Regions from separate parts of the Homo sapiens genome. Here regions 1 and 3 are each linked to region 2. A link is a contact called in ENCODE Hi-C or POLR2A ChIA-PET data. All regions are on one chromosome and are shown on one strand. Each heading gives the region's core, a stretch centred on a gene start or an enhancer-like site at or near the end of the contact. The rest is flanking DNA. Distances are from core to core; before and after follow the strand shown. Region 1 overlaps PTBP3 (polypyrimidine tract binding protein 3). Region 2 overlaps SUSD1 (sushi domain containing 1). Region 3 overlaps PTBP3 (polypyrimidine tract binding protein 3).

Region 1 (3,085 bases), core at 178-2,677, 78 kb after region 2:
TGTTAACTGGAAATTGAACTAGGTGGTCTCTTGGGTCACTGACATGACTTAATGATGGTTATAACCCCTCTGCTGAGTAAATAAGCATTTCACAGTCAATCGAGTTTATAAAAGCCTAATATAGTCATACAGTTATTTTATCTTTTCCTGATAAAAATGCCTCATGTAAAAATACCTATTTATTTTCCCAGTATTTATGGAGACCACAGATTTTACAGGTAAGCCAGCAAAGATTAGTAGTGATTACCTAATTTTCTATTCCATTCAAAATAAATTCCCACTTCCAGGAGACTAAAATATACAATGAACGCTAAGTCTAGACTTCTGCAATCCAACAATTCTTTAAAGATCTGAGAAGTAAAACGTTTGTCTAAGGAAAAGGAATGTAGCATCAGCTAGTATCTGTGCTACCTTTTTAAAGAGGACACAAATTTGGTTTGAGATCACACCTTGTGTCTCAAAGTGTATGTATACTAATGCCGTAGGGAAGCCAAATACTGAACAAAACTGGAAATAGTGTTCCAACTGTAGTTTGGCACTGCACATATGGGGAGAAAGAGAGAAAGAAAAAGGAGAGTGAGTGTGCAAGCAAGAAAGCATGCCGCCATGCCCCTGCATTACGGGGCAGTGCCAGAGAAGGTGCATCATAGGAAGATTAGGAAAGCACTTTGCTCCTCAAAACGAGAATTATTCCTAAATGAAGACAGAGACAGTTAATAGATTTTGTGTTTTTCCCATTTTGAACATTGTTTGAATATGTGCTCACTATTCACTAACCATGACACGTTTAGATGGATGGCTATGGAAAAGAAAAGAAAATAGGACATCATTAGAATTACAGGTAAGACAAAGGGAAACCCAAAGTACAGACAAGAACACAGAAAAATTTTAAGAGAGTACAGATGTCATGACATTTATTAAAAGGCATGCTACAATGCTATATTTGTTAGGAAAAGAGATTAGAGATATCAAGTAATAGTCAGCAAATATACAAACTGAACGAAAATGGAATATACTGTAGTGTACAGAAGCTTGAATTAACCATGCACTACGCATTTAGAAAATATGTTTTTTAATATTTTATCTTCTCTTTGCATTTATAACATAATTCACTTCAACAATCACAGACTCCTTTTTTTCCAATGCCACAGACTGTTACAAATGAAAGCTGGTACTGCTGCTTATCCAAAATATACAAGACAATTGATGTTTTATATAAAACCACTTTATAAGTTCATTTGTTCCCAAAAACCTTTTTTTCTTTTTTGGCCTTGTTAAAAAAAATGTTGTTACAAATATTTACAGCATTTTCTTCTGTTAGACGAACATTCTTAAAAACTGAAAAGGGGAATTTTGATGAACAGACCACGTAAAACACCAGACAATGTCAGAGGCTCCTAGCTGTGCTATTTTTTTTTTCTTAGATACAGTACTGAAAATGCCCATCAAACTCGTCATCCTAATCCATTCTGTTCACACTGAAACTCACATTTTCTCTAAGTAGTCTATTCAGCAGTAGAAATTGAAAGTAAAGGCCGCTCTGCACTGGTTCTTCTTTCAGAAAGGAGCTTGGGGAAAATGCAAAATGCTTTACAGAGAGGAGTTAAAACCACAACAGTCAGTCTTTGGTCAGAGCAATGAGGTGACACTTTGATGCAAAACTTTGCTTGGTCAGCAATCTTTATAACTGGTACTTTCTGGATATGGGATGAATTTTTAAAAGATCTGGGAAACAACAGTAAGGGGGAAAAAAGGCCAGAGTATGATTTTTTTAATGGCATCAAAAAAATAGCTATTTAAATATTTGTTATTACAACTACTACATAGATCCAAGAAGTGAAAATAATACAACAACAAATCAGTTGACAATGCTGATTTAAGCATGCCATAGGCATCTTTCAATTATGACTATGATCACCAAGGTCACTGGACCAGACAAATATCCCTGTTCTCTGGAACATATGCCTCAGGTTACAAAAACTAAGGAAACTACCACAAAGATTTTGAGCAGCTCTATTCTTGGACCTGCACAATGCTCTACAATGAATATTATGTGATAAAGGCAAAAGTGTAACTGAGACTTTATTTATAGTTACAATTCTTTGCTTGGATGAATAGTTGGTGGGACAACATTCTTTTAAAACTATATAGTACATATTTCCTGAAAACCAGAATACTGATACTACTTTAGTCTCAAATAGGAAGAAAAGGTCAATTAAGACTACTGAAGAAGGCACATAAACTTTGGTCCTGTTTTTTCTCCCACTATAAAACCCCTCAAACTAAGATTTTAATAATTTTCTATATTTTAAACCACTCACAACTAGCTGTTAAAATTTGCTCTGAAAAAAGACTGCTAATAGTCTTGTAGATAACAACACAACTCTTTTAAAAGACAGCTGAGTTATATTTTCAAATTTTGTGCAATCTAAATTGTATTTCTTTCAGCACAATAGTAGAGTATTTTGAGTCTGGCAGTTTTGTTCTCATTAACAGATCAAGACAAAGGAAAGGCTAAGAAAAATGCTTTACGCATCGTCACGCTGTCTCTTTTTGGTTTTAAAAATAGCAGTACACATTAGGTTTTCTAAGGGATAGGTGGGGAAAAACACATGTACTTTTGTCAATTTTTTGTCCAAAAATATCTCGTGGGAACAGAAGAGAAACTGCATGACAATATGCTAAACATGTAAGCACTGCTGACTGATGGCACGGAGACACTGAAAAGAACAGAGAGCCAGGCGTGGTGGCTCATGCCTGTAATCCCAGCACTGTGGGGAGGTGGAAGCAGGAGAATCACTTGAGCCCAGGAGTTGGCGAGACCCCTAAAAATAAAATAAAGTAAAATAAAAAGAAATTGAGCAGAGGCATTCATAGGAGCCACTTCTCATCAACTAAAACAGAACCCATGATTATCATACTAGGTGGAGCCAAAGAAGGCCTCACTGTCATAAGGGAACAGGCAGGCATAAATGATATCTCCAAAAACTGAGCTCAGCAACTTTTAACAGTAAATCAGAAACATTACTTCAAATAATTGATTTCAATATTTAGTCTTAAAGAATTTATGGCATTCTGTAAGAGC
Region 2 (3,157 bases), core at 180-2,679:
AAATTCAGAATAACATTAATACCGAACTGAACAAAGATGGCACAGGAAAAGAAAATAGAGCAATTTCACTTATGAATATCAATGCAAGATTTATAAGTAAAATTTAGCAAATATAATCCAAATGAAAGGAATAAAACACCAAAAACCCAGATTAATTCATTCCAGCAATTAGTACTGATCATTATCAGGAAATCTAACAATATAACCCACACATTATTATTATTATTTTTTCTTTATGAGATAGGATCTTGCTCTGTCACCCAGGCTGGAGGGCAGGGTGTGATCATGGCTCACTGCAGCCTCAACCTCACAGGCTCAAGTGGTCCTCCCACCTCAGCCTCCCAAGTAGCTGGGACTATAGGCATGCACCACCACTCCCAGGCTGGTCTTGAACTCCTGGGCTCAAGCTATCTGCCTGCCTGGGCCTCCCAGAGTGCTGGAATTACAGACATGAGCCACTGCATCTGGCCACATCGTTATTTAAAAGAAGAAAAAAAATATATAATCACCTGCCTAAAAGACATGATAAAAATAACTTATTTCCAATTAAAAAAAAAAGAAATTCCTAAACAGTGGGAATAGATTGATGTTTCCTTTAGATTATGGACATATAGCCAAAAACTAGAAAAATGGTAATTAAAAAAATTTTTTTTCACTTTTCAGATGGAAACAGGCACATAAAATGATAATATTTGTAGACAGAGAAACAGAAAACCAGGTCAAGTGTGGTGGCTCATGCCTGGAATCCCAGCACTGTGGGAGGCAGAGACAGGCAGATCACTTGAACCCAGGAGTTCAAGACCAGCCTGGGCAACATGGCGAAACCCCATCTCTATAAAAAATACAAAAATTGGGGCCGGGCGCGGTGGCTCACGCCTGTAATCCCAGCACTTTGGGAGGCCGAGGCGGGTGGATCATGAGGTCAGGAGATCGAGACCATCCTGGCTAACAAGGTGAAACCCCGTCTCTACCAAAAATACAAAAAATTAGCCGGGCGCGGTGGCGGGCGCCTGTAGTCCCAGCTACTGGGGAGGCTGAGGCAGGAGAATGGCGTGAACCCGGGAAGCGGAGCTTGCCGTGAGCCGAGATTGCGCCACTGCAGTCCGCAGTCCGGCCTGGGCGACAGAGCGAGACTCCGTCTCCAAAAAAAAAAAAAATACAAAAATTGTCCAGGCATGGTAGTTCGTGCCTGTAGTCCAGTTACTCAGGAGGCTGAGGTGGGAGGATGGCTTGAGCCCAGGAGCACCAGTGCACTCGAGTCTGGGTGGCAGAGCAAGACTCTGTCTCAAAAAAAAAAAGAAAAAAGAAAAGAAAAGAAAGGAAAAAGGAAAAGGAAAAAGAAACAGAAAGCCAAAATTTTTAAAAAACTAACCAAAAGCCAGTGTCACCATAAAAGCAGAAGCAGCAAAACAAAGTGGCTGAAAATAATTCTGAAACTAGAATTCCTGGGTTCAAGTTCAGCTCTGTCTCTAGTTGTGTGACCTTAAACAAATTACAGTCATGCATCATTTAACAATCTGCATACATTTTGAGAAATGCATCATTAGGCAATTCCTTCATTGTGTGAAGTCACAGAGTGTACTTACACAAACCTAGATAGTAGAGCCTGCTACTCACTTAGGCTGTATGGTATACCTATTGCTCCTAGGCTACAAATTCACACAGCATGTTACTATACTGATTACTGTAGGCAACTATAACACAATAAGAAGTACTTATATATCTAAATATAGAAATGATACAGTAAAAATACAGAATAAAAGATAAAAAAATGATACACCTGTAATAGGGCACTTACCATGAATGGAGCTTGCAGGACTGGAAGTTGGTCTGGGTGAGTCAGTGAGTGAATAGTGAGTGAATGTGAAGGCCTAGGACATTACTGTACACTTTTATGTATAGTAATGTACATACAGTAATATACATACAGTAATGTACTTGCTGGCAGAGCAGTAAGTTTGTTTACACCAGCAATGCCACAAACACGTGAGTGTGATGCACTACAACATTATGATGGCTACGATGTCACTAGGCAATAGGAATTTTTCAGTCTCATTATGATCTTATGGGACCACTACAATGTGGTCCATCATCATATATAAAGTGCTTAAAATAATACTTGGCACACAGTGCCATATGAGTAGACATGATTAGATATGCCAAATATCAGCCAGGCGCAGTGGCTCACACCTGTAATCCCAGCACTGTGGGAGGCCAACACGGGCAGATAACTTAAGGTCAGGAGTTCAAGACTAGCCTGGCCAACACGGTGAAACCCCATCTTTACTAAAAACACAAAAATTAGCCGGGTGTAGTGGTGGGTGCCTGTAATCCCAGCTACTCGAGTGGATGAGTCATGAGAATCGCTTGAACCCAGGAGGCAGAGGTTGCAGTGAGCCAAGGTTGTGCCACTACACTGCAGACTGGGTGACAAAGCGAGATTCTGTCTCAAAAACTATATATATATATAAAAAATATATAATATATTACATGTAATGTATTATATATAATATATATTACATGTAATATATAATATATAATACATTACATGTAATATATTACATATATTGTATATATTGTATATTATATATAATATATGTTATTCCCACATGACGTTTTTATATATATATGTATATATATACATATATGTGTGTGTATATATATGTATATATATATGTTCATTCCCACATGACTTCTGGGAATATATATATATATATACACCTAACATCAAAAAACTAACATCAGGAATGAAGAAACACCCAAACCATTTCCCTAATAGTCAGGAATAAAAAAATAATATTCAAAGGCAACACTACCATTTAAGTCTTTGTTCTAAAAATACAAAGTGATCAATCAAGAGAAAAACATAACTATTATAAAGAAAGAAAAATTTATGAATGGAATTATGATTTGCAGATGATATGATACTATTCCTGAAAAATCAAGAAAATCACCTGAAAATCTATGAGAAACAAATAGGAATTTTAAAGGTTTACTTAACTCATTTATTCCCTGAAACTGAAATTTAGAGAAAAATATGAAAACAGTTTCAAGGTGGTATGAATTGGGAACCTGTATTTTTTGAAAACTCACCTTGGCAATGTAATTTTGGGGACTCCCATGTGCCCAGGCCTGTGCAGCTTGAAACTGTATCTTC
Region 3 (3,385 bases), core at 651-3,150, 110 kb after region 2:
TGAAACAACAAGACTCCATCTCCACAAAAAAAATGACAAAAAAAAAAAAAGAAAAAGCCAGATTTAGTGTTGTTCACCTACAGTCTAGCTACTTTGGAGGCTAAGGCAGGAGGATCGCTTGAGCCCAAGGTCAAGGCTACAATGAGCTATGATCACGCCACTGCACTCTAGCCTCGAAGACAGAGAAAGACTATCTCAAAACAAAAAGTCTATGGATTAAAGGACTGTATAGATGTTAATTTCCTAACTTTGATAATTAAACTGTATTTAGTAAGAATGTCCTTGCTCTTAGTAAATACACAATGATTAATTTAGACATAAAGGGACATCATATCTGCAACTTACTCAAGTGGTTTGGAGGTGGGAGAAAATAAATATACACACACATGCATACACAAATATAGGTAGTGTATATATTATATATGTATATACATACATACACATAAATACTCAGATGATCTAAGTAAATATGGCATGATATTAACAATAGGGCAATCTGAATAACAGATACCCAGAAGTTCTTTGTACTACTCTTGCAACTTAATTTCAGACAAAATTTAATTGCAAAGTTTAAATTATTACTAAAACACCATAAACTTTAGAATATAAGTAAATATATTTATGACCTTATATCACAAAGGATTTCTTAAATAAGACACACAAAAAAGCACAAATGTAAAGGAAATAAGAAACAAACTTGACAACGTAAAAGTATCATTAAGAGAATAAATCAACAAGCCAAAACTGGGAGAAACTATTTGCAACCCATATAACAAACAATGGACTAGTATCTGGAATACATAATGAATTCCTACAACTAAGTAAGAAAAAAAGGAGAAATAAAACACAAAAACAGACAAAAGAATTGCACAGGGATGGGGGCGAGAGGTAAAAGACTACACACTGGGTACAGTGTACACTGCTTGGGTGATGGGTGCACCGAAATCTCAGAAATCACCACTAAAGAACTTATTCGTGTAATAAATAAATAAATAAAACAAAATGTATGAGAGGATAAATAATAAAAATATGTCCAACCTCATTAGTAATTAGGAAAATGCAAGTGAAAACTATGTTAAGATACCATTTACCACACACTAAAATAAAATTTTTTTTAACCTCACTCCTTTCAGTAGGAGATGGCTTAAAAAAATTATTTTAATCTCACAATGCAGTTATAAACTGGTGCAATCACTTTGAAAACTGGCATTATGTAATGAAACTGAAGAAATATGTTCTCTATGACCCAACAATTCCTTTCCTATGTACTTCTTAGAGAAAACTCTTGTCCAGCAGGAAAGAATGTTCATAGTAGCATCAAACTAAAACAACCAAACTATTTATCAACAATAAAATGGATAAACAAACCATGATCTATTATTCTTCCAATGGGATACTACAGACTTGACCGTACTGAGAATGAATGAGCAACAGCCACATGTATGAATATGGATGAATCACCAAAGACATACAGGGCAAATAAAGTCACAGAAGAAAACCAGCATGAGTCCATTTATGTAAGGTTCTAAATACAGCTTTAAAATTTTTCTAATGCTTTAAAGTATTGAATGCTTTAAAAAATTTTTAAGTTGCATTTAGGGATATATAATGAGTGGTAAAAAAACAACAGGAAAACAGAAAAGCAAGAGAATAATTATCAAATTTGGGACTGTGGTTATCTTGGGGGAAGGAGAGTGAACAAAAGTGATGAAGAAAGGTACACGGGGTGCTTCTTCAGTATGTATAAATATTTTATTTCTTAACCTGGGTGGTAGTCACATGGGTGTTTATATACTTACGTGTTTTATAAGCTTTTCTATAGGTATAACAAATGTCACTAAAAGTAAGGACATAGTGCTTATGACTCAGCCCTAGAAACTGTAAAGAGAAACCTTTAAAAGAGAAAGAACAGCCAGTGAAGTAGGAAGAAAGTAAGGAGAGTGGTGTTTCAGAGGCCAAAAGAAAAAAGAAGTGAATAGTGAAACTGTGTCAAATACTAGTGATAGGCAAAGTAGAGAAACTTTCACACAATATATAAAGTGCATTGTTCTCTCTCTGATGAATCACTTTTTCAGGATGTAGACATTATTTTGCAGTGACTAAGGATTTACTAATAACATTAATGAGAAAGGATATGAACATTCTGATATTTTATATTCAGAAATCAAAATTCTTAACATATTTTTAAAATGTCCTCCTCTCATAATACAGAACATTAATTGCACCAAGAGTATATAATCAATTATTAGAATAAGTGAATTCTTAAATTTGATAGCTGAGTTTTGGCAAACTTTAATTTGCCCCAGTATTTTTTTTTTTGCACCAAATATTTCTATCATTTGTTATTAAAATGGTAATGACAAAAGACCTTTGTCACTGCCAAATCAGATAAGTAAGTTAGGGGCTGGTAACAAATACAAAACACAAAAATTTGGTCAAAGAACCCAAAACAGACATTTTATCAATATTAGAAAGATGCATTGAATCATTCCCTTGGCTTTTTAAATTAAAAATAATAAAAAAGCTTTTACTTTAAAATAATGAACTATTTTTCAGAAGGGTTTGGACAATCATTTGGTTGTCTTAATTTTATAATTTGATTGTCTTAATTCTTTTAATTTTCTCACCTATAAAACATGATGAACTAAATACTACTTAAAGTCCCAATTAGCAATATTTTACGGTGTTATTTGGAAAAGGAAAAATCAATCACAAAAGGTAGTAATACTTTAAGTAATAAACCACACTTTTGAGAACTGTGAAACCAAAAGTAGCATATACTAACCTAATAAGATATTCAAACTGGGCCATCCATTGCTTTTTCCTTAAGAGGTTTACTTTAAATAAAAGAGGGAGGCTCTTCAAAGCTACAATTTGCAGAGACAATTTAGAAGGCTGTATTTTTACTAATGCAAAATGCAACTTCACACAAGCTTAAGATACAGCTGGAAGTTCTGAAGTTTAGGAAACAAAACAAAATAAATCCTCTTCTTTGAATAAAAGATCATACTATTAATTTAAGCTTGATATAAAATATCACTACTTAAAAAAGGAAAAGTATTTTTCTCAAGAGCATATATGGCAAAATTATTATGGCTATAAACTAGCATATTTAAGTTAATGTTAATAAGACTACTAATTTGAAGCAAATGGTTTGTGGCTTTTAAAGAATGAGTAATATCAATGTTAGAAAATAAATTTGTAACTCAATTTCAGATATTCATCTGTCAACTAACAGAACCTCCTAATATTAATATTTAATTAATGGGTATACTTTGTTCTAGGATTCTTGCTTTCCTTTATAAATCCTGAGAGAACTCGAGAAGAAAAAGGCTTATAAACATACATGGCTTAATAAATGAAACTTGTAACTTCAGAAAACTTG

What was found. A loop is a pair of places that touch in the nucleus more often than their neighbours do. ChIA-PET counts read pairs that join two places held with the same protein, here RNA polymerase II (POLR2A). Pooled maps may share reads with other maps.
Region 1: a pooled map shows a loop between it and region 2 (7-fold over the local background). The contact joins two enhancer-like sites. A Hi-C loop is called at or near these places in 4 of 168 maps with a recorded cell type or tissue (CD4-positive, alpha-beta memory T cell, endothelial cell of hepatic sinusoid, heart left ventricle and 1 more), 14 of 37 single-sample maps with no recorded cell type and 6 of 50 pooled maps. POLR2A ChIA-PET finds 5 or more read pairs at or near these places in 5 of 52 experiments (A549, H1, HepG2 and 2 more).
Region 3: a map with no recorded cell type shows a loop between it and region 2 (10-fold over the local background). The contact joins two enhancer-like sites. A Hi-C loop is called at or near these places in 3 of 37 single-sample maps with no recorded cell type and 3 of 50 pooled maps. POLR2A ChIA-PET finds 5 or more read pairs at or near these places in 2 of 52 experiments (Caco-2 and OCI-LY7).

Annotation. Positions count from the first base shown.
Region 1 is chr9:112,217,549-112,220,633 of GRCh38, forward strand. It overlaps PTBP3 (polypyrimidine tract binding protein 3), which reads right to left. Exons shown (of 14, transcript NM_001163788.4): 14 at 887-3,085. Among named protein-coding and RNA genes, the nearest start is that of SUSD1, 44 kb to the left of the region's middle. RefSeq lists an enhancer at 1,606-1,655. Within about 2 kb of position 1,428, at least 2 of the 41 ENCODE cell types and tissues checked have a DNase peak (open chromatin) inside an H3K27ac peak, as active enhancers do.
Region 2 is chr9:112,139,227-112,142,383 of GRCh38, forward strand. SUSD1 (sushi domain containing 1) reads right to left here. Exons shown (of 17, transcript NM_022486.5): 5 at 3,094-3,157. Among named protein-coding and RNA genes, the nearest start is that of SUSD1, 34 kb to the right of the region's middle. Within about 2 kb of position 1,430, at least 2 of the 41 ENCODE cell types and tissues checked have a DNase peak (open chromatin) inside an H3K27ac peak, as active enhancers do.
Region 3 is chr9:112,247,516-112,250,900 of GRCh38, forward strand. The region is part of intron 7 of PTBP3 (polypyrimidine tract binding protein 3); the gene reads right to left. Among named protein-coding and RNA genes, the nearest start is that of SUSD1, 74 kb to the left of the region's middle. Within about 2 kb of position 1,901, at least 3 of the 41 ENCODE cell types and tissues checked have a DNase peak (open chromatin) inside an H3K27ac peak, as active enhancers do.